3 separate regions of the Homo sapiens genome follow, and all the other regions are linked to region 1. Evidence: chromatin loops called from intact Hi-C (ENCODE). Cell type or tissue: PC-9. All regions are shown on one strand. Each heading gives the region's core, and the rest is flanking DNA. Links, peaks and the distances in the headings are about the cores only. Region 1 overlaps ME3 (malic enzyme 3). Region 2 has its middle 17 kb from the start of PRSS23. Region 3 overlaps ME3 (malic enzyme 3).

Region 1 (10,450 bases), core at 2,571-7,570:
GCATGCAAATTACATCACTATCTTCAGTTTCCATCAGGAGCCAGAAAAATCCTCTTGAATGTTTGAATTCAGTTACACGAGAGAGAAAGAAAAACAAAGATAATGTTCACTTAGGAGAATGTTATTTCTTGAGAAAAAGACTCTTAACCCTTATCTCGGCCTGTAGAAGAGTGATTCTTGCAAATTTCCTAAAATAGAATTGAAAAAAGAACCCTGAACAACACCCACTCAAGTAGACATGTTCATTTAGGCTTCTTGGCACCAAGTCCAGCAATAAAGGGCTTAATTAAAACAGAGTCAGTGACATTAGGCAAACCCCTGCAGCTGGGCTCAGGAGGAGGGATATGCACTTTCAACTCTAACAAAGGCTCGCTGTTGCCAATGGAACCACCATTCCACATATTTTTTGGCAGGAAGGGAACCTGTCCTCTGAGAACCTGCAAGATGCTATTTTTAGAGCTCAGTAGCAGTCTCCCAGAGGCAACAGTACAGCAAGAAAACATAGCTAGGTCTAAGAAGCCCAGGAAGCAGATCTAAGAAATCCTCGAAGGCTGTGTAGGCCTGGAGGGCAGAACTGGAGAGACTCAAGTGAGGTAACTGTCCATGCCTTGGAAGAGCTTTAAAATCACACTTTCCACTGCTTTCTGTGGAACGTCCTCAGGGACGTGTGACTGAAGTGCGGGATGGGGTGGCCACAGACAACTGAACATGTTAGTGGTGGTTCACTCATAATCCTTCTTTGGTGTTATTTTCTATCCTGAAGAATATTTTGATTATTTGAACCCACTGAACAACCATAGCTAACTTCCTGTACCTTGGAAAGCCTATCCTGTTCGCCTCTGAGGTGGGAAGTTACAGAGGGAGTGGCTATGTCCCCCTCCCAGCCCCATGGAGGCCCCCTTTCCTTCTGACCCTCCCAGATAACCAGTGGATGTGGAGTGCTCCTGACTTTAGAGCCCAGGTGTAAAGGTGTGGACCCTGACATCTGTCCATGTGACTCCATCAGTGGGACCTCCCTGGAATGGATGGGGGTTCCTCAATTTCCCACACTTGAGATTAACAAGTGCTTAGGCCCTGTACTGATTTCATGCATTCTGCTTTGCGCCAGGCATTGTGCTGAGTACATGGAAAACAAGTGTGAGCAAGACTTCATCTCTGATCCAGAGTGGTTTTCTGATCTAGTCAGATCAGAAACAAACAAACAAAAAACCCCAAAAAACCTTGCAATGGGGTATAACAGAAACATTATTTGAAGACCAACGAGAATTAGAGAACAAGCGGGCCCAGAATGGCTAATTCACAGAGTGCTAGAGAGCTGCAGAGCTGGGCCTGGAGTCCCTTCTAGGGCCCCTTGGCCCTGCCCTTTCTCTGCCTCCCTCTTGTTCCTGCAGGATGATTTTCCTCCAGTAGACTTGAAGCTCAGAAGGGCAGGAACTGTATCCTCCACTTCCACTGATTGCATGGGTCCCCTAATGCAGCCCTGCAAACATAGTGTTTACTTCAGAAAGGGATTTCTGCATAGATGGTCTATTCCTTTCTCTGAATGTGAGAATGGAGCATTTAGAACAAGGGCAATGTAAGTTTTTCTACGACTATATCTAACTATGTGAGTTTGGGAAAGTTACCAGACCTCTCTGAGCCTGTTCCTCAGTCGGTAAGATGAAGAAGGTAGAACAGATAACTTCCAAAACTCTAGAGTTCCATGACTCTAATCTACCAAGGCACGCAGTTATCTGTGACTCGGAGCTAGACAGACCTGGGTTCAAAGCCCAAATCCAACCCTTATTTATTGTGCAACTTTGGCATATTATTTAACTCCACCGAATCTCCATTGCTTATTATTAAAATGTAGCTGTGGCCGGGTGTAGTGGCTCACGCCTGTAATCCCAGCACTTTGGGAGGCCGAGGCGGGCGGATCACGCACGAGGTCAGGAGATTGAGACCATCCTGGCTAACACGGTGAAACACTGTCTCCACTAAAAACTACAAAACAATTAGCCGGGCGTGATGGCGGGCGCCTGTAGTCCCAGCTACTTCAGAGGCTGAGGCAGGAGAATGGCGTGAACCCAGGAGGCGGAGCTTGCAGTGAGCCGAGACTGCGCCACTGCACTCCAGCCTGGGCGACAGAGCGAGACTCCATCTCAAAAACAAACAAACAAAACAAAACAAAACAAAACAAAAATAATAATAATAATAATAATAAAAAAATGGAGCTGTAATCATTAAATCTATCTCACTAAGCTGGTGTGAGCATTAAATAAAATAATACATGTACAAAGTCAGTCGTAAAGGAGCCTCTCTTTAAATTTTCAGGTGGAATTTAAGAAATGTTTGTCAAAGGTATGAATGTCACTGCCTCTCCAAGAGACACAGAATTTCATGCTATGGTTCATGGACAGGGCAACCACATACTTTAGTTTCCCTGTGTCTTGACACAATTATTAACACAATTATTTATTTTTCTTTTCACTCTCAAAAACTCACTGATCTGTAGATCCAGTCTACTAATTTCAAAACTACATTTTCTAGGTGTCTACTATAGAAAGTCAAGCTCATTCTCTTAGCATTATTTTGAGTCCTTTCCCTGTGTAGTCATTAATTAAAATCCTGGTAATAACACAAAGCCTCTGTGAAGTGGCTTACAGTTGGCCATCCATATCCACAGGTTCTACATCTTGGATTCAACCTACTGTGGATTGAAAATACTAGGAAAAAAGGCCGGGCATGGTGACTCATACCTGTAATCCCAGTACTTTGGGAGGCCGAAGTTGGTAGATCACCTAAGGTCAGGAGTTTGAGACAAGCCTGGCCAACATGGCAAAACCCCATCTCTACTAAAAATACAAAAATTAGCTGGGTGTGGTGGCACGCACCTGTAGTCCCAGCTACTCAGGAGGCTGAGGTAGGAGAATTGCTTGAACTCGGGAGGCAGAGGTTGCAGTGAGCCAAGACTGCGTCATTGCACTCCAGCCTGGGTGACAGAACAAGACTCTGTCTCAAACAAACAAACAAACAAACAAACAAAAAACCAGATTAAGAAAAAAAGGCCAATTAAAAAAATGGTAAAAAATAACACAAATTAAAAATGTAGTGTAATGACTATTTTTTTCTTTTTTTTTTTTTTACATTAGGTTCTAGGATATATGTGCAGAATGTATTGTTACATAGGTATACATGTGCCATGGTGGTTTGCTGCACCTGTCAACCTGTCATCTAGGTTTTAAGCCCCACATGCATTAGGTATTTGTCCTAATGCTATCCCTTCCCTTACCCCGCCCCCTCCTTGACCCGCCGACAGGCCCCAGTGTATGTTATTCCCCTCCCTGTGTCTGTGTGTTTTCACTGTTCAACTCCCACATGTGAGCGAGAACATGTGGAGTTTGGTTTTCTGTTTCTGTGTTAGTTTGCTGAGAATGATGGCTTCCAGCTTCATCCATATCCCTGCAAAGGACACAATCTCATTCTTTTTTATGGCTGCATAGTATTCCATGGTGTATATGTGCCACATTTTCTTTATCCAGTCTATCACTGATGGGCATTTGGGTTGGTTCCAAGTCTTGTAACAACTATTTACGTAGAATTTACATTGTATTAGATATAGTAAGTAATCTAGAGATGATTTAAAGTATATTGTAGGATATGTATGTTATATGCAAATACTATACCATTTTATATCAGGGATTTGAGCATCCATGGATTTTGGTATCCGGGGGGAAGGGGGTCTGGGAGGTTGATTATATATCACCCACAGTCTTTTGCCCTTCATGACTTTTTGGTAGTCTTCAATTCACTCTTTGCCAAACTCTATGGAGGGAGACTTAAAGGTGTTAAACCAGCAAACCTCAGTCCTACTGTTGGCTCCTTGAAGACCTGATCTTTGGACTGAGGCAAGTCATGTCATTATTGCCTTAGTTGCCATATGTAAAAAGTAAGAAAGAAGAAAAAAAGAAGCCAACATTTATTTAGCTCCCATTGGGAACATTTTATAAATGCTATGCCATTTACTTACTGCCACAAGTCTGGGAGGTATATGTTGTTGTCCTCATTTACACCTGAGATTAACGAAGCTCAATAAAATGAGGTAATATCACTGAGGTAAGTTGGCAAAGTAGTAAGGGAAAGCAGGTAAGAAACCATTGTGCCTTCTTGCCTTTCTTGTTGGAGTTTCAGGTGATGATTGTAAAACACTAAGCCCTATAGAAGACAGGCTTCTATTAACACAGAGAAAAACTGAAATAGGTTTCTAATTGTTTGTACTCTTTTTTTTCTTCCTGGAATTTGCAAATCTCAGATATTGCTCTATCCTCTTTTTTGATTATGAGATTTTATTTTTGGCAGAAAATAATTGTTCCAGTTGAGTTCCAAGAGTTGAAAGAGTTTCTCCATCTGTTCTTCTTGAATAAGAAGAATGCTGATAAGGTGTGCAAATAGCTGAAGAAGTATACATGCAATTTTCACTAAAAATCGTGAGTACATGGAAAAGCTGATGAAGAAGGCCTTGAACCTCCATCACATCATTAGCTGACTGAACATTTTATAATCAGGAGGGGGAAAAAAGGCGGAATAGAAGGAAATTTCAGCTGAAATTGACACCTCTGTCCAAATAGAATATCACTTCAGAATCTAAAAATTCTAATTCCACAAGTCACAGATGTTTCCAATTAGAACAGAGAAAGTTAATGTAGTTTCAGCTGTTACTTAGAATATTAAAATGTGCCAAGAAACTCAGAGAGAGTTGGTACAAAGAAGTTTCTTTTTCTACTAAAATATTTACTCCTTCAGAAATAATAATCAGAGGCTTTAGGCCCCTTTCCCTGAAAAGTCACACTTAACACTCTTCACTTTCTTTTATGGCTGTGAACATGGCACAGACCCACACATGCCTCCACTTTATAAAACAAACACCTTCCTGACGTCTAGAAGGCCTCTAGTGAATCTGGGTCTCTGGGCAGTAAGTTGTTTGGAATGTGTCTCTGTTCTAATACAAACATTTGATATCCAAAGCAAATAATCATCAAACCTGCGATTCTGAAATTACTGTCCCCCTGACTCAGAGGCGCAGCCAATGAGTCATTTATTTACATGTAACTACAAGATAAGGAGAGAAAAACATCCTATCTGCTTGTTTTTCCAAAGCAGGTTTGAGAAGTAGTCACACATTTTTTTCCACTGAATCATAAATCTGCAGCCTCAGTTTAAGAAATAGGCTAGGAGCTCAGAACCCTGTGAAGATACACCAAGATAATAGTCCCCTAAACCAAGAAAAAGCTGAAATTGTAAAAGCTCGAATCCATTTTATGCTAGCATTTATGAGGCAGTTCTATGGGCAGGCATCTGAGTCCTATCCTGAAGTAATTTGTAAGTGGAAGACCCCACCCACTTTAATTTACCAGATAAACATTTCTGGAGCTATCATTGCATATTAGTTATGAAAGCTGGAATTTAATAAGAGAGAACAGAATGCAGTTTTCAAAGTGCACAGAAGTTCACTGGGAAAACATATGCTTAAACTTCAGGGACCATGATCCCTGGAAGCAAATGTAAGAGACAGCTAAGTGCCTGGAATTATATGTCTGAAAGGATTACTCATCAGATGCAATTAAGCAGGGGGAAGGGGAGAAGCACACATTTGATCTAATGTGTTGTTTTGACTAAGTTCCGCCTCCAAACTACAAATCCCTCGAAAGGAAGGAATCTCAGAACATTCAAGATCAGGAAAGTTAAAGGCCAAAAAAGTATTTGCTTTGAAATGATTGAGAAAAGATGTGTGTGTCTCTGGTCAGGGATAAGTTCCAGTGAGACCCACTCCAACTTGCAAAACATTGATATTATTGGGAAGCTTCAGAGCAGACAGTCAGACAGACTTAGACCCAAATTCTAGGTCATCTGGTTAGTAGTGACCTTGACAAATGACTACAGTTGAGCCTCAGTTTTCTCATCTGTAAAATAGGGGCAATGAAATGTTTCCAATAGAGCAGTGACAATTAAAGATAATATATGAAAAGTAGTGAGCACAATGCCTGATACATTTCTATTCAAATACCTAATTCTTTGAAGAAAAGTTTCTAACAGAAACTTTTGATGTTGACAGAAAACAGTCAAACCACAACAGCAAGAGAGGAAGAAAGGAACAGAGGATCCACAAAATAACCAGGAAACCATTAAAAAAATGGCAGTAGTGAGTCCTTACTTATCAATAATTACTTTGAATGTAAATGAATTAATTCTCCTATCAAAAGGCTAACGTGGCTGAATGGTTTAAAAAAAAAAAAAAAGACCCACTATATTTTGCCTACAAAAGATTCAGTTCACCTTTAAGAACACACAGAGGCCGGGTGCAGTGGCTCACGCCTGTAGTCCCAGCACTCTGGGAGGCCAAGGTGGGTGGATCACCTGAGGTCAGGAGTTCAAGACCAGCCTGACCAACATGGTGAACCCCATCTCTACTAAAATACAAAAATTAGCCGTGTGTGGTGGCAGGTGCATATAATCTCAGTTACCGAGGGAGACCGAGGTAAGAGAATTGCTTGAACCCAGGAGGCAGAGGTTGCAGTGAGGTGAGATCGTGCCATTGCACTCCAGCCTGGGCAACAAGGGCAAAACTCTGTCTCAAAAAAAAAAAAAAAAAGGAGAGGGTGGAGCCAAGAGGGCCTAATAGGAACTGCTCCAGTCTACAGCTCCCAGCGTGAGCAACAGAGAAGACGTATGATTTCTGCATTTCCAACTGAGGTACCGAGTTCATCTCACTGGGGAGTGTCAGAAAGTGGATGCAGGACAGTGGGTGCAGCGCACCGAGCATGAGCCGAAGCAGGGCGAGGCATTGCCTCACCCAGGAAGCACAAGGGGTCAGGGAGTTCCCTTTCCTAGTCAAAGAAAGGGGTGACAGACGGCACCTGGAAAATCGGGTCACTCCCACCCTAATACTGCGCTGTTCCAACAGTCTTAGCAAATGGCACACCAGGAGATTATATCCCGTGCATGGCTCGGAGGGTCCTATGCCCATGGAGCCTTGCTCATTGCTAGTACAGCAGTCTGAGATCAAACTGCAAGGTGGCAGCGAGGCTGGGGGAGGAATGCCCACTCTTGCTGAGGCTTGAGTAGGTAAACAAAGCAGCCGGGAAGCTCGAACTGGGTGGAGCCCACTGCAGCCCAAGGAGGCCTGCCTGCCTCTGTAGACTCCACCTCTCGGGGCAGGGCAATGCCAAACAAAAGGCAGCAGAAACCTCTGCAGACTTAAATGTCTCTGTCTGACAGCGTTGAAGATAGTAGTGGTTCTCCCAGCACACAGCTTACATCTGAGAATGGCCAGACTGCCTCCTCAAGTGGGTCCCTGACCCCCAAATAGCCTAACTGGGAGGCAACATCCAGTAGGGGCAGACTGACACCTCACATGGCTGGGTACCCCTGTGAGACAAAACTTCCAGAGGAACGATCAGGCAGCAACATTTGCTGTTCACCAATATCTGCTGTTCTGCAGCCTCTGCTGCTGATACCCAGGCGAACAGGGTCTGGAGTGGACCTCCAGCAACTCCAACAGACCTGCAGCTGAGGGTCCTAACTGTTAGAAGGAAAACTAACAAACAGAAAGGACATCCACACCAAACCCCATCTGTACGTCACCATCATCACAGACCAAAGGTAGATAAAACCACAAAGATGGGGAAAAAACAGAGCAGAAAAACTGGCAACTCTAAAAATCAGAGTGCCTCTCCTCCTCCAAAGGAACGCAGCTCCTCACCAGCAATGGAACAAAGCTGGACAGAGAATGACTTTGACAGGTTGAGAGAAGAAGGCTTCAGATGATCAAACTACTCTGAGCTAAAGGAGGAAGTTCGAACCCATGGCAAAGAAGTTAAAAACCTTGAAAAAAGATTAGACAAATGGCTTCCTAGAATAACCAATGCAGAGAAATCCTTAAAGGACCTGATGGAGCTGAAAACCAAGGCACGAGAACTACGTGACGAATGCACAAGCCTCAGTAGCTGATTGGATCAACTGGAAGAAAGGGTATCAGTGATGGAAGATCAAATGAATGAAATGAAGTGAGAAGAGAAGTTTAGAGAAAAAAGAATAAAAAGAAACGAACAAAGCCTCCAAGAAATATGGGACTATGTGAAAAGACCAAATCTATGTCTGACTGGTGTACCTGAAAGTGACGGGGCGAATGGAACCAAGTTGGAAAATACTCTGCCGGATATTATACATGAGAACTTCCCCAATCTAGTCAGGAAGGTCAACATTCAAATTCAGAGAATGCCACAAAGATAATCCTTGAGAAGAGCAACTCCAAGACACATAATTGTCAGATTCACCAAAGTTGAAATGAAGGAAAAAATGTTGAGGGCAGCCAGAGAGAAAGGTTGGGTTACCCACAAAGGGAAGCCCATCAGACTAACAGCTGATCTCTTGGCAGAAACTCTACAAGCCAGAAGAGAGTGGGGGCCAATATTCAACATTCTTAAAGAAAAGAATTTTCAAGCCAGAATTTCATATCCAGCCAAACTAGCTTCATAAGTGAAGGAGAAATAAAATACTTCATAGACAAGCAAATGCTGAGAGATTTTGTCACCACCAGGCCTGCCCTACAAGAGCTCCTGAAGGAAGCACTAAACATGGAAAGGAACAACCAGTACTAGCCACTGCACAAACACACAAAAATGTAGAGACCATCGAGGCTAGGAAGAAACTGCATCAACTAACAAGCAAACTAACCAGCTAACATCATAATGACAAGATCAAATTCACACATAACAATATCAACCTTAAATGTAAATGGACTAAATGCTCCAATTAAAAGACACAGATTGGCAAATTGGATAAAGAGTCAAGACCCATCAGTGTGCTGTATTCAGGAAACCCATCTCACGTGCATAGACACATATAGGCTTAAAATAAAGGGATGGAGGAAGATCTACCAAGCAAATGGAAAACAAAAAAAGGCAGGGGTTGCAATCCTAATCTCTGATAAAACAGGCTTTAAACCAACAAAAATCAAAAGAGACAAAGAAGGCCATTACATAATGGTAAAGGGATCAATTCAACAAGAAAAGCTAACTATCCTAAGTATATATGCACTGAATACAGGAGCACCCAGATTCATAAAGCAAGTCCTTAGAGACCTACAAAGAGACTTAGACTCCCACACAATAATAATGGGAGAGTTTAGCATCCCACTGTCAACATTAGACAGATCAATGAGACAGAAAGTTAACAAGGATACCCAGGAATTGAACTCAGCTCTGCACCAAGTGGACCTAATAGACATCTACAGAACTCTCCACCCCAAATCAACAGAATATACATTCTTTTCAGCACCGTGCCACACCTACTCCAAAATTGACCACATAGTTGGAAGTAAAGCACTCCTCAGCAAATGTAAAAGAACAGAAATTATAACAAACTGTCTCTCAGACCACAGTGCAATCAAACTAGAACTCAGGATTAAGAAACTCACTCAAAACCGCTCAACTACATGGAAACTGAACAAACTGCTCCTGAATGACTACTAGGTACATAACAAAATGAAGGCAGAAATAAAGATGTTCTTTGAAACCAACGAGAACAAAGACACAACATGCCAGAATCTCTGGGACACATTCAAAGCAGTGTGTAGAGGGAAATTTATAGCACTAAATGCCCACAAGAGAAAGCAGGAAAGATCTAAGATTGATACCCTAACATCACAATTAAAAGAACTAGAGAAGCAGGAGCAAACACATTCAAAAGCTAGCAGAAGGCAAGAAATAACTAAGATCAGAGCTGAACTGAAGGAGAGAGAGACACAAAAAACCCCTCAAAAAATCAATGAATCCAAGAGTAGTTTTTTGGAAAAGATCAACAAAATTGATAGACTGCTAGCGAGACTAATAAAGAAGAAAAGAGAGAAGAATCAAATAGACGCAATAAAAAATGATAAAGGGGATATCACCACCAATCCCACAGAAATACAAACTACCATCAGAGAATACTACAAACACCTCTACGCAAATAAACTAGAAAATCTGGAAGAAATGGATAAATTCCTCGACACATACACCCTCCCAAGACTAAACCAGGAAGAAGTTGAATCTCTGAATGGACCAATAACAGGCTCTGAAATTGAGGCAATAATTAATAGCTTACCAACCAAAAAAAGTCCAGGACCAGATGGATTCACAGCCGAATTCTACCAGAGATACAGGGAGGAGCTGGTACCATTCCTTCTGAAACTATTCCAATCAATAGAAAAAGAGGGAATCCTCCCTAACTCATTTTATGAGGCCAGCATCATCCTGATACCAAAGCCTGGCAGAGACACAACAAAAAAAGAGAATTTTAGACCAATATCCCTGATGAACATCGATGCAAAATTCCTCAATAAAATACTGGCAAACTGAATCCAGCAACACATCAAAAAGCTTATCCACCATGATCAAGTGGGCTTCATCCCTGGGATGCAAGGCTGGTTCAA
Region 2 (10,450 bases), core at 4,116-9,115, 290 kb after region 1:
AAATTGGCCGGGCATGGTGGCGCATGCCTGTAATCCCAGCTGCTAGGGAAGCTAAGGCAGGAGAATCGCTTGAAACTAGGAGTCGGAGATTGCAATGAGCCAAAATTATGCCACTGCACTCCAGCCTAGGCAACAGAGTGAGACTCTGTCTCAAAAAAAAAAAAAAAAAGAAAAAGAAAAAGAAAAAAGAAAGGGTAAACAGGATTGAGAGCTGAGATAGCAGCCTGGTATGGGAAGATGATGGCCTTGGAGTTGGGCAGACTGATTCCACAGTTGTCTAGTTCCTTATGGCAAATAAATCCCAATGCATTGTGGTTTAAAATTTAAACCCTCCTATATGATTTAAAGATCCTCCCTCTTCTGGGTTCCAGCTTCTCAGTGGGCTCATTTGAAGCTGAGGAAGAGAGAAAGGAGACAGGCATATTTATCTGACTCATTGCAGTGATGTTCTCTCTTCATTGCTTGCTGCTTCTCAGATAACACCAGCTCTTCTACCCTCCTTAGCCCTTAACTATGGTGATATAACCCTCTGTCTCCTGCGCACCTTTATCTAACAGATAGCTGTCTCAAGTACACAGCCAGCAAGATGCTTCAAGCCCAGTCATCTTGTTTCCTATTTGCATAACCCACAAGAAACTCATAGGCTTGCTATACCTGTGTGTTAGTGGCTTATTGAGAATTTGGGAGGGAATATGTTTGAGCCTCAACAAACTGAAGTGCAAGGGCCCCTGGCAGTATCAAATTTGTTCTGTTTAAGAGACAGATGGGGAAGAGTTCAAAAAGATAGATTCCAGCCAGCTCATATAGAAATTAAGGATTCTGTCAAGGTCTTTTTAATTCATCTTACTTGCTGGGGGATACAGTCAAAGGACTTTAAGTAGGAGCCCTGGTGGGGCCTAATCAGGACCGACTTATCCATGAAGGGACAGTAGGCACAGTGTCTAGGGCCCACAGCAGTTTCAGAGATCACACAGAAATATTTATTTTAAAATCAGAAGAAGAAAGTTAATTTTTAAGCCTAATAAAATGTGTTAATATAATGTTAATATATTTATATTAACAGCCATAAAATATAATTTTTAATATTTTTTAATGGAGAAGGAGACTTATGAAGGCAAAAGTGCTTAGGGCCCACAAAAATCAAAATGCAGCCCTGAAACTCATTCATATTTGACAATATCTCTTTGGATGCTAAATGGAGAATGGATTTTAGGCAGTGGCAATGGGAAAACTAGTAATCCAGGTAAGAAATGGCAGTGACTTTGACTTTGGAAGTAGAGGATATTGAATAGTGGTCATATCTGGAAGAGTATATATTTGAAAGTAGAGCCAACATGAATAGGTGTGGTAAAGGAGGAATCAAGAATGACTGCTTGGCTTGGGGCCTGAGCATCCACAGAGATTCCAGGTGCCATTTGCTGAGATGGGAAAGACTAAAGGAAGAGAATTAGATTCTGCTGTGGAAATGAAAACCGAGAATTCCTGTGTCAGTCATGTTAGGTTTCAACTGTCTAGCGGACACCCAAATGCCAATGTCAAATGAACTATAGGATCTCTGATTGTGAAGCTCAGTAGAAATATCTCAAATGCACTTGTAGATGATATTTAAACCACAGAGAAATAATATCATCTGGGGAGAGAATGAGGCTTGAGAAGAGAAGAGGGCTGAGGACAGAGTCCCAGTCCACCAACATTTAGATGTTGGGTTCAGTAGAAGAGAAGGAGGAAGAGGAGGAGGAGGAGGAGGCAGTAAGGAAGCTGGTAAGAAGCCACCAATAAGGTTAAGGACAACAAGGAAAATGTGGCCTCAAAGAAAGCAAGAGAAAAAAGTTGGAAGCCAGGTTGAGGAAGTGAGAGACAAAGGGTGGGACAAGATCAGATTGTGCTTCAGGTTATGTTTAGAAATGTCCCTCTGGCTATGGTGGGAAAGACGGGGTGGAAGGCAGGAGACCAGAGAGGAGTCTGTCTAGTCCTCCAAGCCTCAGCTGTTTTCATGACAAGCAGAACCTTGCCTTGTGTGTCTCTGTGCACCCACCATGCAAGCATGGGGCACTGTGCACCAGGTATGCTTATCATGCCTGTGAATGAGGGATTGATTAACTGAATCCTCCAGGGACACTTGGGACAGCTCTGCCCACAAGAAGAGCAAGAACCCAGGCATCAATGGGGTGGTGCAGACATGGGCTCAGGGAGGCCCTCTGCCATCCCCTCCTGCCTGGACCAATGTTTTCTGAGAGGCAGAAAGTGCAGGGTGACTCTTCACTGTGGTATTTGTCTATGTGTGTATCAAGTGTGTAAAAATACTGTGCTCTCTTAGTCTTGATTTATCACTGCCCCTTGTCTTCGGGCTATTAAAAGGACTAAGGCCCTGTCTTCCATAAAGAGCAAGAACAGCTTTGAGAAGCGTCAAGTTCCAATCCAGTGAAGAAAGACTGAAGTGTTTGCCTTGGAGAGAATGAGGAGAGTCTCAGGAAATGAAATAAACAGAACAAGGGGCTAGAATCCAAGCAGCAGCCGTGGGAACAGCAGCCAGTTCTTGCCATCCAATGAGATGTCTTCTCAGGATGGCCTTCCCTGGCCATCTTCTCTGAAATTCAATGCCCCTCAGCCCCTTCCTCGGGGAGTTCTTATTGCCCTTCCCTGTTTTATTGTCCTGCTCTGCACTTATCACTAACACTGTTATATTTATGTATTTGTCCTCTGCCACTAGAATGTAATTTCATGAGGACAGAGGTTTTTATCTGTTGTGTCCCCACAATTAGAACAGTGCCTGGCATGTAGGTTCTCAATAAATAATGTTATTCAAATGGCTGATTGAACGAATGATCCCAGATGGTTTATATAACCCAGAACATGATGACTTAGGGTTATGTGAGCTTGGATATTTCTTGGGTCCAAACACATCCCAGAATAAAACTCTTGTGGTGTTTTGTATGTATTCTGTTCTATTCTAGCATGTGTTACATTGCTGTTGTTATTTATGTGTCTGCCTCTTCTACAAGACTATGAGCCTTGCAAGAGCAGGGGCTGAGTTCTGTTCTTCTGTGTCTTCCCTTATCTATCCCATGGTCTAGCACAGGAAATATTTGTGAGAAAGTGAGTGTCTGTCTGTCTGTCATGACTTAGCCTGTCATGACATAGATCCTCTCCCACATCTCACAGGCAACAAGCTAGAGTTCTGTGCTATCCATCACCTCCTCTCCAGCTCCCCTGCCACTGCCCTGATTTCACCTTGTTGTTTCTCCTTTAACTATGACAGCAGATTCCAAACTGGATTCTGAGCCTCCCAGCTCGCCCACACCTGCCCAAGACATGTTCTGAAGCAAAGACCTGATCAGGCCCCTCCCCTATGTTTCCTATTGACTAGATGCTGGTTACTAGAGAAGTTTAGTTTTCTTAGCCATGAATCCATGACCAATCCAATATAGTGATCAGATTTATCCCCCATTGCTTCCCAGAGTCACATAACCTGTCGTCTAGCCAAGTTGTACCAAACACATCCGTGTTTTCAACCTTCTGTCATTGCTCAAGCTCTCCTACCCTCCAGCTAGGTTGCCCTTCCTCCATCTCTTCAATTAGTCAATCATTCAGTTATTCATTCAGCAAATGTCCTCAAGCCCACCTCGGTGCCAGTCACTGTGTTCACGCTGGGGCTGCAGAGATGACTGAGATACATCCCTGTGCTCAGGGTGTTCATGCGTCTTCTCCTTTTGAGGTCACTGTAGTCATGACTCTTGCTCTACCTCCCAGAGTGATGAGGCTCAGTAACTACCCTCTCCACAAAATATCTTGGCCTCAGTACAATGGAATTGCCACTTTGTAAATTGAATGAGTTGAGTGCTTCCCCTACATTTTAATAAGTCTTTGAGTTACCGTCCTGCCTGATTATTACATTTCCTTTCTTGGATTTATTAAAACTTGCTCCACCCCCAGTTCCCTGATGGAAAATGCCATGTTTGGTAAACTAACATAGCCCCCAGCATGACTAATATCCTCTGTGGATAAGGCATTCTGGGACATAAGGACACTGTTTTTTTAAAGTGACAGGTTTTACTACTCCAGGATGATTTCCAGACCAGCTGAACACAGCGTTGGAATAGAAATGCCACCACTTTGTCTTTCTACTTTCACAGAAAAGATGTGTTGGTTGAGTATAACATAATATCAGGAAGAATTCATTCAATTCCTTCATTATATCTTTACCGATCAGCCTCTTTATGCTTTGTTTTGTTCTTCAAGCTGTTTAGTGTCCCAAATTCTCTTCACTTTGTCTGAGGTCTTGAAAATTGTAAAATCCTATGAAGATTCATCTGCAGAAAAAGTTTAACTTGAAAATCTAATTATTTATAAGACCCACTTTTGTGAAAGAATAAAACATGATCATGCTTGAGTCTAAAACTCTGGACATTTATAGTTGCGATCAGATTTATTTCCATTCTATATTTTTTCAAATGGCCTATTTTTGCTTGAAAATATGGTTTTTGAGGGGCAAGAAAGCCTTTTTTTGTGATTTTTTTTATTGCCTTCTAACTGTGGGCTTCTGTTTCCCTCATGCTTTCTATTTCATGTATAGTATATTTTGGATCATGTTTTTCCTGACTCTGGAACTTCCTATAACTTTTTATATGGTGTTCCTTTTAGATACTGTTTTAAAAACTCTTTCTTTTGAAATGTGTCAATCTGTCCAGAGAATTAAGTTAATGATGTGGCTATTTTTAAACTCTTTAGATAGCTATGGTTGAAAAGACAAAAAACAAAGTGAGCAATTCTGTGACTGCAGATAGAACTTTTCTAAATGGCTGGCTGGCATTTTTGAGACAAAACTCTATACTTTTATTGAAATACCTCTATTTCTGGCTCATGGATTGTCACCGTATTCTAGAAGTAAGACAAAGAGCCTTGTCTGGTGGACCTGAACACCAATTAGAGTTTCTTTTCAAGAGTATCACTATTCAGCTCTCCTGTTTGCCACTGGCCAGTTGACTTTTTATAGCCAGTGAAAATCCATCCAAGAATCCTGCAGTTTCTTCATGAATTTGTTCTTGTAATGAATTTACGTTGTGTTCAGGCAAGTATCAGATCATTCATTTATGAAACCAACAAGCATGTATTGAGTACCTGTAATGTGCCAGACACTTTTATGAATGATTTACATATATTAATTAATTCACTTCCCACTACAAACCTATGAAGTAGGCATTGATTTTGTATCCATGTCAGAGAGGGGCTAATTGAAGCAAGGTAACTTGCCAAAAACACACAGCTAGAAATGGGATTCATATCTTAGCAGTCTGCCTTGGGAGTTCATGCTCTTATTCTACTAATAGCAAGGTGCCATAAGACTACCGTGAGTGGAGCAACTAACCATGCCTCCAGATTGGGAGTCAGGAGCCTCAGGGAAGGCAAATTCAGAACAAGAGTTGTTTGATCCTTGATGAAGAGGCTTAATCGTTGATTTGATCCTTGTTAGCAACTGATTAGCACATACCAAATTACCTGCAGAGAAGATACACCAGAAAAAAATATGTGCACATATCTGCAAAGCTGTATTACATACCTAAAAACTTTGTATCATCAGTACAAGTATAAAACAAATCATGTGTGATTTGATTCATTTATACATGCTAACCAAATATTTTCAGATTTCCTTTATGCTGTGCCACATCATATGTATCATTAATTGAAATCTATTTTGAATGGCCAACATTCAGAAGTTTCTCGAGTGCCTGGGGTGGGAATCTAAATTTTTAAGACACACTATTGTTTCAACCATTGTTTTTCCTTATAACATGATTCTGATCAATTTGTATTTAGTAAGTGTTTCCGACCATTTAGAAAGACCTTTCCTTTCTAAATCAACACGTAACTTGAAAAAATAAATCAAAATTTTGAAATATCACCTTGTTCTGTAGATTCAGACTAAACGATCTCAGATTTCTTCATGTGTTGGAAAATGTACTTAAAAAAAATCTTTCCCCGAGGCATCTTCTTTGCCAACTGGACTGACTTTTGCTCATTCTTGGATTGCCCCCTAGTGGTTTATTTAACTTATGACTATTTCCCAGATGCTCATCGGCAACTCGTGGTTTCTTTGAATTTGTTTTTAGTTTGATCTTTTCCACACCTTCTCCCATTTGCAGAGAGGGGCTTCCAAAGACAGTGTCTTTGAATGAGGGTGAGCAACGTGCAAAGTGGCACAAACGCTTAGTGTTAATCAATACATGCCATTAATGATGGTGGTGAAATCCTTCTTTCAAGTTTGTTCTCTTTTTTTCTTTGTGCTGTTTTTAACTTTGCCAACTCCTTACTTTCTTCCCTCTGTTAACATCCTACTGGAGTGGTGCCAGGTAATCTGGTGGCACAGGATGACTTACAGGCAATGCTGTGTCTTGAAAATGCCAATTAGGAATGCTGAATGCTGCTGGGCGGGAGTCCCATGCTCTCACCCATATAACAAGTCAGCACTCCATAGGCCTCAGTCAGACCCAGACTTCTTGGCTCCTTTTGGGTAGCTAAGGCTATGACTCGCTGGCCTAGACACTTAAGCATCATCCAAATAGCGAGAAAAACCTTTGAGTTTCTGTAGAAAGCCAGCGAGAGACCCAGACAGCATCACAGACCTGACACTCTGCAGAACTCTGGGTCCAGGCCATCTGCACCAATTAGACCAGAACCAAGAAACGCAGTGCAAGATGCATTATTAATTCAAAACTTTTTTCAATAAGAAAAAAGCCAATTATTGGCTCCATTTTTTTTTAGAGAGAGAACACCTACACTGCTATATATAATTTATTAACTTAGTTTAGTCTCTCAATATTTAGCAAGTTTGTTTAAAAATTACCATTCCCATTGGTTTATAGTGACATGAATATAAACCCATAATTTCAAAGTCAGCATTCCTTTCACTGTGAACATAAGGCTTCTTAAGAGATAGTGGGGGTTGGGGAACAGTAATGACTGTGGCTGGTGGGCACTGTTCAAAGCCAAAAAGACTGGCAGGTTTGGAAAGGCATACACTGTGTATAGACACTCTCTCAGTATACTACTGTTCCCCACACTTTTGCTGTACATTCTTGTCTCAAAATATGGTATAAATTATTCCCTTAAATTTGAAAAAACAATTAAGATGAATACATTTTCATCTTCATTTCACAATAACTCTTTTAAATATAAAAAGTTCCTCATGTTTGTTAAATCTGTTCAAAAGTTGCATTTAAGTACTTTCTTCACAACATGTACAATGTTTTCATCCTTAGTGCCTCATTACAATCAGTTTGGCAATAAGACCTCCAGTGCTTTATCAAAAATGGCATTCAATAGATTATAAGATTGATAAATCTGCATTTGAATCAGTCTTACCACAATGAATTATAACAAAGTCCAAAAAATGTATAACTATTCATCAACACCCTTGGAACCTATGAATTATTGCAAATAATCTCCCACGTGCATGTAATTCAAACATAAACTTTGTGGGGAGGGGGTGTAAAATAAATACTACAGTATTTCTTCAATTTTATTTAATGCTGCCTAGCTGGTTAAATGAAAGATTAATTACTAACAGGAAGAGTCAAAATTTTAAGGACTGTTTTCTAAGAAGGACAATTTTGCAAAACAAAGATAAGCAAGAGCCTATGCAAATACATTTTCTTGTAGTATAATGTAATTGCTAATATGAGGTATAATCTGTAAGCAATTAATACAAATATAAATAAGTATAAGCCACCACTAACTCACAGTCTCATGAAAAGCTTCTCAGCTAAAGTAGTTTGAGGATAAGGTTAAGGGAAATGAGGAGTGGACAGGGCAGGTTTCCAGTGGGAACATCATTTATGTGCCTTATCATTATCATCATCCTGTATGTACCAGTCCATTGTTGCAGAAAGGTAAATCCTTTCCAAGTATGTTATACTTTATGTAGCACAGTAAAATTATTTAAGTATTACTAACGCTTTATTTGCGTTTGTATTTAGATATACACATAATTATATATGCATATCAAAAACTATAAACAGAATTTTAAAACACTTTATCTCATTTGAGGAAAGTTAACAGGTAAGACAAATCTATGTACTATAGAATTTTTGAGGATATCTAAACTCAGGGTGAAACAAAGAAAAACATTTCTACCTCTTTAGTAAAGGGCTTGTGTGAAACCTCAAGCTCTCGCTCAATTTTTTTTATAGATGGGTATGTTTGATGAGGATTGTGATCCAATGATTGTTTAGCAGCAATTTTACCCAACTGTAAATTCTTTTATTAACAGGCATTATAAACAGATAGTACTAATCTTATTCTAAAACCATGAGTGCCACACTGGTGAATATACAGCTTATGAATAACTTAAAAAGTATTTCCCATTTTAAAAGGCAAACCCAGCATACAAAAACTTATACTAAATGAAGAAGCTATAATATGGATACATGATTGATGTGTCTAAAATGATATATACAGTACATAATTAATGTTAATTATGTGATCTGTACATTTTTCCATGATTCCCTTCATGCTTCACTTTCCCCAGAAACTGAAACCTGTACTTCCTCTTCTAAAATTGGTACAATGAGGTTATCCCTGGACATCAAATTATATTTCATCTAATTCATCACAAATTTAGTAATCCGATGACACAAAAATGTTTCCTTTTCATATTCATCAAATATCTACCAATGATGAAAATAAACATGTGAAAATATTCTGTAACTCCTAAGGTATAGTGATCCTAGTTTTGCTACGGATTACTTCTTTATGCTAACCCTGCTGGGAAAACATTGATTGCTCTTCAGAAGACATGCAGCACCATCAAGTATGTGTCTGGTATAGGCTATAGCAGGACACTCTTTCAGAGCTTTATGAGCTGCACAAAGAAAAATCCATTGTTCAGTTGCTGTCATTTGAGTGCAAGTATCTGGATGGCATTCACTCTGAAGTTTGACAACAAGTCCGTTTAGCTCAAGACAGAATTCCCTTAAATGTTCATACTTCCATAACTTTCATCTTGGCCTTCAGCTGGTTCAAGAATTTTGTCAATATTGGAGCAATCTGCTCTTATGTTCTGTTGAATATACTGTTGAACAGCTAGTGTACTGTCTATTTCTTCAAAGTGTTCGTCAGGCCAATTATAAAAATCCTGTGCCCAGCCCGTTCCGCCTCAGCACGCTGCCCCCTCCGCCATGACCATAGTGTCAGCGTCTGGGCCTATTGGCTCGATTTAATAAGTAAGAGTACCAATAATTTTTTAGAAGTAAAATGGATGTATTAAAGGATTTTAAAGAAAAAGCACTTGCTTTTATCTGAATTTTAAAAGGAGAATTGACATTACAGATGAAATAAAGATGAATACAGAAGAGAAGATCCTACTTTAAATGCAAAATAATATCTATAAAATGGGACTAGTAATTTCTTCCTAGAGAGCTTGTGATAACTAGAGATAATGAATATAAAGTGACCAGTGAATTATCAAGCACATAATAGGGGTTCATTTATTTATTCGTTCATTTGGCAAATATTTATTGAGCACCTACTATGCAAGGCATAGTAGGTAAAACTGAAAAACGTGTCTTTGTGAAGTTTACGTGGTAATTTTCCATCCCATATGCCAAAGAGATAACAGGGGAGGAATGACCACCATCTTTTAGAGACTTGTAGTATCATTTAGGAGATGAAATGTTATGTTTTATGTGGCTGTAGAAAGCAAAACTAGAGCCAGGCATGGTGGCTCACGCCTGTAATACCAACACTTTGGGAGGCTGAGGCGGGAGAATGGCTTGAGCTCAGGAGTTTGAGACCAGCCTGGGCCACATAGTGAGACCTCGTCTCAACACAACATCGAAAAATTAGCTGGGTGCAGTGAAGTGTGCCTATAGTCCCAGCTAATCTGGAGGCTGAGGTGGGAGGATAGCTTGAGCCTGGGAGGTCGAGACTGCAGTGAGCTGTGATCACGCCACTGCACTTCAGCCTGGGCGACAAGAGTGTGAACCTGACTAAAAAAAAAAAAAAAAAAAATGCAGAACTAGGACCAGTGGATGATCTTTCAAGGGTGGTGGTTTTCATAATGAAAGGAAAACCCTGTTTACAACCAGGACTGTCCAGGAATGGGATGGGGCCACCTCTGGGAGCAGAGAGACATGGGCTGGAGGTGATTCTGTTAGTGGAAGTATTTTGTAGAGAATTTGAGACCTTGTATCAAGGATCTTTGCAGCGTGGGCAAGGAGGGAATACAAAATCGGTGTTTCCTTCTGCCTCTTAATTCCAAGATGCTGGAACTGGGGTGGGAAGCCAAGCCATTGACCAGAACCAGGGCTACAACTCGGGGGTGAGTGTGGGAGTTTAAATGCAGGATCCACACTGGTTACAGCTGAACTGGAGCCACAGATTCCTGTCACTTTCTGCCTCCAGGGATCAAGTACCATGGGTCTCGACCTGACCAGCCTGAAGGTTTGGGAGGCCC
Region 3 (10,450 bases), core at 2,108-7,107, 64 kb before region 1:
GTCCACTTATTATGTGGCACTCCCTATTTTCTCTGCCTCCCTCCAAGTAACTCCATACTTCTTACTCTCCGCCCATAAAACTCTCTTTCATTTCAGTTCTACGGAGTCAGAATTTGTATTTAAAAAGATCTCCAGATGATTTGTATGCCATTCCAGTTTGAGATGCACTGAACTAGATGGCCTCTCTAGGTGAGGTACTAGTTTCCTGCCATTGGCTAGCGGGAGTTTTCTGCTCATCGGAGTCTGTTTCAGGACAGCCTTTTGCCTCCCTGAAAGGAGGGGTTGCGCAAAGCATTTGCCACCAGATGGCGCCAAAGGTATTCCATCAGAGATGATCCCGCAGACACTACACTCTGGATGGGTCTTTTTCTTTTTGGGTGTCAACCGTCTTCTGGGGTTATTTGCAGGTTGAATAACTGGGCTTCCTCACAGAAATTCGGTGCTGGATGGGGATTGGAGATCATGGCATTTAACAGTTGTACAGATGAGGAAATTGACAGAGAAAGGTGGCTTGGCCCTGTCAGTCACCCAAAGCAAGGAAACCTGGGGGTTTCCTTCCCAGGTTTGCTTCCATCCCTTCATGATCTCTGCTGCTCAGACAGCCCTTCCTGACTATAGTTGAAGGCAGCAGGAGAGGTGTTATGGGGTTTCTCTGGGGAAGGACGGAGCAGGGTGGTAGCAGAGGCAGAGGGAAGTGAACTTAGGCAGTAGATGTCAACATTCAGCTGTACCTCTGGAAGGGGAGGGGAGCTCAGAACAATGGGAAATCTGATGGGAAAGAGTCACACATTACAATAAAAGGATGCAAGGTCAGCTGCCATTTATTGATCACTCTTACTGTGGCCTTGGCTCTGTGCTGTGTGCTTACCAGCACAGGATTTGCTCAATTAATCTTCCCAACAACTCCATGAAGTAGGGACTACTGTGCTCCTATTTTTTGCCCTTAAAAGTGGAGAGTGACGCTCAAGGGAAATGGAACTAATCAGGACAGAACTTCTGAATCCTTTCACCACCAAGTCTTCAGACCCTCTGCCTCCAATGTCCAAGTACTTGCTTTTCCCCCTGTTACCATCGATGCCTCCCTGCTTCTAGCTAAAGCACCACTTGTCTAATGGATCCCATCATTTTTGCCTACTTGTCCCATTATTCCCACTCCTATTTCCTGCATATTCAATTTTGCCCTCTCTACTGGATCATTCTCATCAGCATACAAATACACTGTAAAACTTCCATCTTTAAAAGGCCCTCCCTTGGTCCTATATGTCCCACCCTATTTCTTACTCTCCTTTATAGGCAAACTCTTCTAGAGAGCTGAATATATTAACTGCATCTAGTTCCTTCCTCCTTGGTCCCCATGAAACCCAGTCCAATCAAATGACTGACCCACCTCTTGTCAGGGTCCCCAAGTACCTCCAGGTGGCCAAATTCAGTAATCAGTTCTCAGCCTTCTTCTTTCTTGACCTCTCAGCAGCATTTGGTACTGTTGCCCATTTTTTTCCTTTGGGAAGCTATTTCTGCACTTGGTACAGGCCAGAACTCAAGAGGAAAAACAGTGGTTCTTAAGCTCCAAATTACAAAATTTGGCAAATAAAGTTATCTCCATCATTAACCTGCATTTTTGGGGTGCTCTTGGGCTATGCACTAGGGGTTTAAAACTGGAAAGGAAGCTACTTAGCTGTTTCGAGGTAACCACTCTGAGAAGCCCATGGGTCCAGGGATGTGCTGGAACATGACTTGTGCCCATAAATGCCATGGGCAGCTGAAAGTGTGGCAGGTTGTTCCTATTCATGGTAAAAGAAAAAGAAGTTTTTTTTTCCAGAGGGAGATTTCCATAATTACATTTCCTGCAAACTGAGTACTTGAGGTTGTAGCTTCAGGAAATAGCACAAAAGGACATGCTGAAAATGTAGTTTCTGCTTTTAATAGTCAGATTTGACAAAGTTAAAGGAGTTGCCATGCTGAACAATAGATTATTGGAGGAAAGAATTTACTGCTTTATCAGGTAAGGGAAAACTTCTGACCCAGGCAGCAAGAAGGACAGAAAGAGTTAGGCTCTGTCAGGGTCTGGCCACGGTGGCTTTGGAGGCCTGGATCCCTATTGGGACAGAACAACCTCTGCTATGAGGCCACACCTGCTTCCACGATCCATAAGAATTACCTTTCTACAGTAGATACTGCCATTCATTTATTCATTAGTATGTGCTGAGTGTTTGTTCTGGGCCTTCTCTGGGCTAGGCCTTGAATAAATAAAGACAAATAAAAGTCTTGTTCTCAAATAAAACTCTCAAGGAGTTGCTAGCATAAGTGTTCCAAAAATTCAGATTCCCCTTTATTGGACACCAAGCAAAGGCTTTCTACATTACTTCAGTGCAATTTTGTGTCATAAGGGAATTTTCTGGAGCTCCTGGACTCTCTAGAGGGCACTTCTCTGGCCAATGGAGAAGATAGGGTTAGGCCTGTTTTGCCACAATTTGGAAAGAACCAGAAGGAATGATGATCATCTTCTTGGCTTCTCTGGAGGTTCGGCTGTTGCAACAGCTAAAAGGGGAGATCTCGGAGGAGCCAGATACATGAGATCCACATGAACTTCAGGACTAGGAACAGCCCTGGAAGTGAAGAACAGCCTCAGAATACAGGACTTAGTGAAAAGGAAGGCTTTGGGAACAGAGGAGAGAAAAGGTTAAAGAGACCAGGGGAAGTTTCATGGCAGGGGGAGAGATCAAGGAAAGGCCTAGAACTGCTACTCAGTGTGTGTAGTGGTGGTGGTGGGTGAGAGAGAGGGCAGTTGACCCCCGACAGCTGGAAATAATCCCTGGCATCTTGTAAACAAGACAAACGAGCTGCACGGTCTTCAGAGATGAGCCAGCCATTCCTGCCTGTCTGCCTCTTCCCTATTGTGGCATCTGAAGCCTGTGCAAAGTCCCCCACACCTTCCCTCTCCAACAAGGTCATTATCTTCCAGGGATGTATTTTGCATTTCTTGGCTGAGAACCCTACCCCTGGCTCACTTTGAAGCCTTCTGTAAAGTGGGTGACCACCGTCCAGTGTCACTCCCAGATCCTGGGGAAGAGTGGGATCATTTAGAGTCTGTGGCTTGGCCCTGGATGCATTATCCTGGGGGAAGTGAAATGAGCCTTTATGGACAAACAGAAAGTAGTGAAGAACAGGAAGAGAATTCTAGGCAGAGGGACCAGCACATTCAAAATCATGGAGTTGGCAGAAAACTCACAGAAGAGTGACTAATACAATGGGCTGGAATAATAGGGAATATGTGGGAAAGGGGAGAAAAGTGAGATGGGGCCCTGCTTCTCTTCTCCCCAGAGTTCCCCAGTCCTGTGCTCACATGTGGCCCTCTCCTCACCTCCATCAAAATCTCTGCCTTAAGTCTCCTCTTTCCTTCTTCCCTCCCGTATCTGTGTGTCACGAGCCTATTAGGCATCAGAGATTATAGTAATAGGTACCATGAACTGAGTACTGCTACATGCCTGTCCCTACCTATACATCACTTCAATCCTTACAACAATTCAGTGCCATAAACGGGTGTTGGAAATACTTAGCAAGGAATTGGCATAGGCTGCAACCAACCATAACAGATGCTGGCCTTATAAAAAAACCCTGACCATTCTGGTGGTACTAGCTGATGAGCAGTTGTGGCTGTTAAAACTGTTAAGTCCATTTTACAGATAAGGAAAGGAAGGTACCGAGAATTTCAGCCACTTGTCCAAAGCCACAAAGCAGGAAAATGGGGATTCAGACCTAGGCTTGTCTTGGTGAAATGTCTGATTGTTAAGCATTGGACTCACAGGGGGTGCTAATAGCCTGACATAACACACAGGAGCCTTTATGGGCGTCTGGCCTGGAGATTTAGCAGGATTGGTGGACAATGCAGGTCCAGGGAAGGCTGGCCAGGTGGAGGAAGCTGCAGAGCTGATGAGCCAGTGGGGCTTTCCTGGCTCCAGCCATGCTGTGTGGTCAGCTTGCAGGTGGAGGCCAGGGACCCACGGAAACTGGGTCAGCAGCACCCTGGACCTGGCCCCTTGTGTGGCTCTCCTTCCTTCCCCTGTCCCCAGTGTGACCATTCCCACTGCCTTTCCCCTTCTAGGCCTTTCTTTCCTCCCTAAGAGCAGAGATGCTTCTCTGGTCCCAGCTGAAACAACAAAAGTCACCTGAGCCTCTGCCTTTTCCAAAATTCCTGAGAGGCTGCCAGCAATGAGTCAGTGCATTGGCAGCTCTGATCACCAAGGACCAGCCTGGGCCTGGGCCAAGGCTTTATGTGGGTCTGAGCTGGGGTGGGAGGCAGAGATGATGAGAAGCCCTGGGGAGCTCTCTTCCCTTCAAGTGCTCGGGCTTCAGAGGCCCAGCCCCTTGGGGTCAGTGATTCTGAGCACATGGTACAGTGGGACTGGTTGGGAGACAGTCAAATAATGTGCCCTAGGCTCCTGCTCTGCACCAGGCATGGCCCTGCCCTCTGGGAGATCAGTAGAGTGGGGCTCCCGAGGATTGAATTCTATCTATCCACTGAGGATGTGAGGCTAGGCTGGTGTTCAGAGTAGGTAGCATGACCCTAGTCTCATTTTCATGTGGGTTGCTCGATTCCAGCCCCCTCCATGTGTGGTTCCCAAGAAGATTCTGAGAATCTGTCTCCAGCTCCCACGTGTGGTGTGATTTGGTTTCTGTTTACAACTATGATTCTGCATCGCTTCCTCCTCCTTCCCACACTCCCTCTCACCCCTTCACTCCCAACCCTCTGTGGTTCTGTGCATGGAGATGCTCCTCTCCCATTATGAGCATGGCTTGTAGTCTTAAGTGGCATTGCTCCTTACTTTGTATTTGGAGATAAAGGGGGACCATTGCAGCATGGGCTGTATCTGCCATGTTGGCTCATTAGTCCTGGAATTCCTTACCAGTCTTCTCATTGTCTGCTTAACAATGAGAACACACATCACAGGCTTCTGGCCTGGACCCATCCCTAACCAGCTTGTGACTGTGGGCCTCATCTTCAGGTCTGCATTCTGTAGGAGTTAGAGGAAGGAATGGGAACGATGGGGAGGGCAGGATGACAGCAGCAGGATGCCAGGGAGCAGTGACACCCACACTGTTTCAGCAGGGTCTGGAATTTCATCCTTAACGAGAAGATACCCTCCACCACTTCACACGTGCAGGAGCAACAGGCAGCCTGATGCCATGGAGAGAGTGGAGAATTCCAAATCAGACATAATGGGGTTCCAGTTCCAGCTTTGTGTCTTTTGTCTGGCTGTGTGGCCGTGAGCAAGCTTTAACCCCCTGGGCTTCAGTTTCCTCATTAGTGACGTGGGACAGCTGTGTTTGTCCCCCAGTGAGGGAGGGGGGGATGTTGCCAGGCACTTGTAAGATAGTGAGGATGAAAAGCACTTTCAACCTTAAGTTCTGTGTGCATGCAAAATGTTATTTGGTACAGTTTGGGTCCCCTGGAAGAAGATTCTGAGTTATATTGGAGTGTTCAGGATGTTTTTAGGAAGTGCCCTTGTGGGAAGGAAGGGAAGGAAGCAGAATGAGTTGAGAGGGAAGTTGAGCTGTGATGCAGGCCCCAAAGCCTCAGCCAGCTCCATGGGGAGCTTGAGTTGTCCTGCACTGGGCTAAAATAGTTAAGCCTTCATATTCCCTCATCACTGGGTGAGGCCAGGCCCTGGTGGGATGGCGAGGTGGCTCTCTCTCTCTGAGGCTCTGCATGATGTGCTGACAGCCTTGCTGTCAGCTGGGCAACAAGTCTTTCCTTGAAGGAGGATCTGGGTGGCGCATGCTCCTGCCCACCTCTTTATGGTTGTTAATGATATGGTCACACCTAAACATCAGGCTGAGCTGATCAAAGGCTGGTTCTTACAGGGCTCCTGCCATTCCAGCACTATTTGCCAGCTGTCCTCATGAGTTCTAGATTGATGGCTTTAGTCTTGAATTTCTGAGAAAAGAATGGGAAGTCCTTCTTCTCTTTGCTCTGGGACCCAGAAAACCATCCCACTTGGTTTTGCCTGGGAGCAAAATTGGCTATAGAGGCAAGACACAAAAACCAATGAATGTAAACAAATGGATTGATTTAATTAAAAACAAACAGCTCCATGTGTCTGCATGTGGGGTACACATGTGAATATGTATGAGCACATGTAGAGGTGCATTTATATGTGAGCACAGTCAATCCTTGAACAACATGGGGTTGAGCTGTGTGAGTCCACTTATATGCAGATTTTTTCAATACATATATTTTTTAAAATTTTGGAGGTTTGTAACAATTTGCGAACACTCACAGATGAACTGTGTAGCCTAGAAATATCAAAAAAATTAAGAAGTTAGGTATGTCATGCATACATAAAATAGGGATAGATACTAGTCTATTTATGTGTTAATCCACTACTGATGTTATTAGTAAGGCTTCTGGTCAACAGTAGGCTATTAGTAGCTAAGTTTCTGGAGAGGCAAAAGTTATGCAGATTTTTGACTGTGTGGGGCATTGGCACCTGTAACCACCACCTTTGTTCAAGGGTCAGCTGTACATGAATGATGACCTGGATAACAGAGAGGCTGCAGGGGCAGGTGTCCAGTGTAGACATACTCACATGAACAGGTGGGTGTGCTTATGAGGATGTCAGTTTGTATGTGTAGACATCATTCATATATTCTTTAAACATTTATTAGGCATCTATCATGTAGCAGGCGCGGTGCTGGGAGCTGGGGAACAAGAATGGATAAGGCATGGTTCTTGCCTCCAGAAGCTTATTATCTTCTGGGAAGGCAGACAATGCAATACAGGCTTTTGGGGTACAATGAAGTAAGAGAACTGACAGAGGGGAACACCTGAGGGGCACCCAAATCAGACTGAGGGAACAGGGGCTGATGGGCCTTCCCTGGGCAGGAGACCCTGGAGCTGGGTCTTTAAGGGTGAGTAGAAATTACTCAGGTAAAGATGATGGGAAAGGGTGAGCAGGGCTTTCAAACACAGAAAGAAATGGCAGGTAAGGAGGTCAGAGGAGTAAAATAAAGGGAAGGGCAGAGAGCAGAAGAAAGATCCCGAAGTCTTATATTTTCATTGAAGGGGTGTGAACTTTCTCATGAAGAGAGGGTGGCATAGTGAGTGATAGTTTCATCTCAGAGGCACATTATCGCAGCAGTTTGGGGGCGGATGGGCCTGGGGGGCTGCAGGGCCTGGCCGTGTTCCTGTGCCTGTGTTTAGGAGGATGTATACACATGTGGCTGTCTGTGTGTCTGTACAGCTGGAGGCTGTGCACCAGGTGTGCCGCCTGCATGGACTTGTTTTCCACTTCCACCCTCTGGCCTTGGCAGCCCGGTGGGCTCAGGGGACTGGCTGTCCTGCTGCTGATTCATGGGTGAATTCATGCTGGGGAGCCGGTCAGGCTCTAGCAGGCAGGTGCTTCCTCAGGGCCAAGGCACACTCCCACCTGCTGAGCTGACAATGAGGTGAGTGAGGGCAGTGAGAGAATGCTTCCCCCCACCAGCGCATCTTCCTGAACTGCACAGCCCTGTCTGCGCAGTGTCCTGGCTTGTGTGGGTGAGGCCTGTCCCAGGCCTATGCAACAGGGTAAGGGGGAGACAGAATGGAGAAAGGCTGGCAGGGGGCACCATGTCCCAGCTTTCTCTTTTGGGTCTCCCCTCCCTCTGGATACCCACTCTTCAGGCACTGAAGTCATATATTTTAAACTAAATTTTCTAATAGTGTGTTCTAACTGTGCTATCTTGCCTCTTGAAAATGTATGACAAATACAAAAAGTCGTCTATCACATTTCTTATACCCTGTAATATGGACCATAATGGGGAAAAAAGGGCAACTTGGTTTGTAATATAAGATCTGGGAATGGCATGGTGAATGGTTATAGACTGCAATTTAGAGTCTGAATGCCTGGGCTCAAATCTCAACTCTATGCTTAATGGCTATAAAAGTTACTTACTCTTTTTCTGTCTCAGTGTTTTCATTCATAAGACAGAGATGCTAATGTCTCATCGGTTTAAAACTGTAGAGTGCTTAGAACAGTGCCCGACATACAATAAGCGTTCAGCGATTAACCTTAGCTGTTATTACCTGAGTTTGAGTTCTTTTCTTTTAGATCTATCCCTGACTCACTTGAAGAAAAGTTGTGACCTCTTTGGGCCTCTGGAGAAGTCATCTGCAAAATGAGAAGTTGGCCAACCTTTAGCAATCCAGGGCCAACACCTGTCTCTTGCCAACTTATTCTTTCCACCTGACATGGATCTTTGATTTTTAAAAGATTGCTTGGCAAACTTCATTTGTTAAAGCATCATCAAGGTTTCTCTCGGACTTTACAAAATGCTAGGAACAGCTCACAGTGCTCCTTCCTGTGCACTTCTAGATCAAGTGAGATGAATCCCTTTCCACTCCAGCTTTGGACACTGGTAACTCCACAGTAAGAAGCAAGTACCTTCAGATATTTCTGGGTCACAGAATAGATGACCAAAGGGAACCTGAACTAGAAGCTGCTTCATGTTGGCTTTGGAAGGCTCTGGGTTCTTGGTGTCAGTGTCTCTCTCAGGGTCATTATGAGCAACAAACACTTCAGTCAAAACCAGAGAAGGAATTGTCCTGACTTCCTGACAGAGACACGCCTTGTATTTGGAAAGTCTAAAAGCAAGTTATTATGGCTGGGGAAGGCCATTTTTATGGTGATTGGTGCTTCGGTCTGATGAGTTTTATGGGTTAGTACTTTCTATAGCATTAGCCTTGTAAATTTTCACCATGCTCTTTCAAGGCAGTTGTTATCCTCTCCATTGACTAGATGATGAAACTGTGGTCAGAGAAGTGACTGGTTCATGTTTAACTTGCTAGTGAATTACAGCATTGTTTAGAATTTCTTACATACATTAAATCACATAATTCTTACCTACCTCTGAAGTAGTAATGATCTTCATTTTGTAGAAAAGGAAACTGAATTCAGAGAATTAAGAATTAGCCAAGTAGGAGTTGAATCTAAGTTTAATATTCTTTTTTCAACAGCTGCTGGCAGCAAACCAACTATGGGGTGACAGCCTTTCCTCACCCCTTTGGCATCCCAGTGAGGTTGAGAATATAAGTTAGTCCCCTGTAGCTTCATCAGGTGGGGTGGAAACCTACCTTGGATGTCATCATTGAACATGCAGTACTTGTTACGGTATTTGTTGAGCAGGCGGAAGGCATTGGCATTGGCGAAGTCTTCAAATTGGATGAGGCAATTTATTCCAAACCTGTGTGGAGGGAGAGGAAGAAACCCATGATTGCCTCTCTGAGGCAGATCCCTGACAGATCCCAGCTTGCACAGTGGGGTGGGGAGGTGCAGGCCTGGGGGTGGGAGGTGGCATGGCTCCTTCATCTGTGTTTTTGCCACTGGTTGGCTCCTGGACTCCTGGGCTTGGAGCTCTGCCTGCCCTATCATGGATGAGGATGGGGAAGGGAGAGAGTAGGACCCTGGCTTTGGTGGTCAGCCAAGGCAGCATCACTATAGCTAAGGTGCGCTGGTGGCTCCCATGGCTGCCATGGCCAGCCCTGGGAGTGACAAGAGGGCCAAGGAGGGGCCTGCCCTCTGTGTAGCCTGTGGCCATCTGAGATCCCAGAAGAAAGCTCACTCCACATCCAAGTGCATGCAGACAGACCAGCTTCCCCACCACAAGTAGGTGGGGAGCCCCTGCATCCTCCAAATATCTCTCTTGCTGGACCCTGAGGCCTGGAGCTCTTCCACTAGAGACTCCTCTGGCACCAGGCATTGTTCTCTGGTAAGATGAAAGGATGGTTAGGAAAGGCCACTGCATTAAGACACTGTTATCTACTAACATCTTGGTGAAGTTGTTCTCCAACTTGCAGGTGTAGAAGAATCAGTTACTGACCTTGTTTAAAAAGCAGGTCACCAGGCCCATCTCACAGAGTCTCACTCGGAGTGTGGGATGGGGTCAGGAACCTGCATTTTGAACAAGCACCCCAGATGGTTCTGATTCTGACAGCCCAGAGAACCCTGAGAAACAATGCCTTGTGGGTGAAGACAATGGCCATTAAGATGCTTGATATGCCTTATTTAAAATCCATGCTAGCATTGCCTCCTAGATTTCATGGCCTTCCCTTAAAAATGACTGAGTTTGTTCGAGTTTTGTAACCTATTTTTCCTTTTAACATTGCCTGTAAGGAAGCTGAGAGTGAAGTTTTTGCTCATTTGCTACAGGCCCCCTCAGCTTCTGTGGGCTTCTGCACACAGATTTCCCCTTTACTCCATTCTTGCTCTTTGATGCTGGTGTTTGATAGTTTTGTTTGTGTCTTTAGCCTTTCTGTAAGCAAGTGTAGTATGGATTATTAAAAACTACTTAATACATGGATAAAAATAGGTTTCACCTCATGGGTCAATTTGTGGCTGAGTAACAGCATCTGAGGTCATGTCATTGAGAAAAAATGTCCTGATTGATCCATAAGAGGTGTCAGGGCATGTAA

Evidence for each region. Peaks named below come from ENCODE experiments on the same cell type or tissue, not always from the same donor. Only the 100,000 strongest peaks of a DNase experiment are listed, where the experiment ranks them.
Region 2: a loop joins it to region 1, with 5 times the contacts of the local background. A loop is called at or near these places in 7 of 110 quality-filtered maps.
Region 3: it touches region 1 in a loop (6-fold over the local background); 14 of 110 quality-filtered maps call a loop at or near these places.

The regions. Positions count from the first base shown.
Region 1 is chr11:86,519,252-86,529,701 of GRCh38, forward strand. All of the region lies in intron 4 of ME3 (malic enzyme 3), which reads right to left. Among named protein-coding and RNA genes, the nearest start is that of ME3, 150 kb to the right of the region's middle. RefSeq lists an enhancer at 4,232-5,431. In PC-9, for the core only: no CTCF peak of the experiment used is centred there; DNase peaks (open chromatin) are centred at 5,050 and 5,610; H3K4me3 peaks cover 765 bases; H3K27ac peaks cover 2,943 bases.
Region 2 is chr11:86,812,636-86,823,085 of GRCh38, forward strand. It overlaps a transcript of PRSS23 not described here and the pseudogene MOB4P2. Among named protein-coding and RNA genes, the nearest start is that of PRSS23, 17 kb to the left of the region's middle. RefSeq lists a silencer at 5,892-6,186. In PC-9, for the core only: CTCF peaks have their summits at 6,029 (motif pointing left) and 6,235; a DNase peak (open chromatin) is centred at 5,996.
Region 3 is chr11:86,455,979-86,466,428 of GRCh38, forward strand. ME3 (malic enzyme 3) reads right to left here. Exons shown (of 15, transcript NM_001161586.3): 8 at 9,113-9,222. Among named protein-coding and RNA genes, the nearest start is that of CCDC81, 86 kb to the left of the region's middle. RefSeq lists an enhancer at 3,995-4,523. In PC-9, for the core only: no CTCF peak of the experiment used is centred there; a DNase peak (open chromatin) is centred at 4,213; H3K27ac peaks cover 1,277 bases.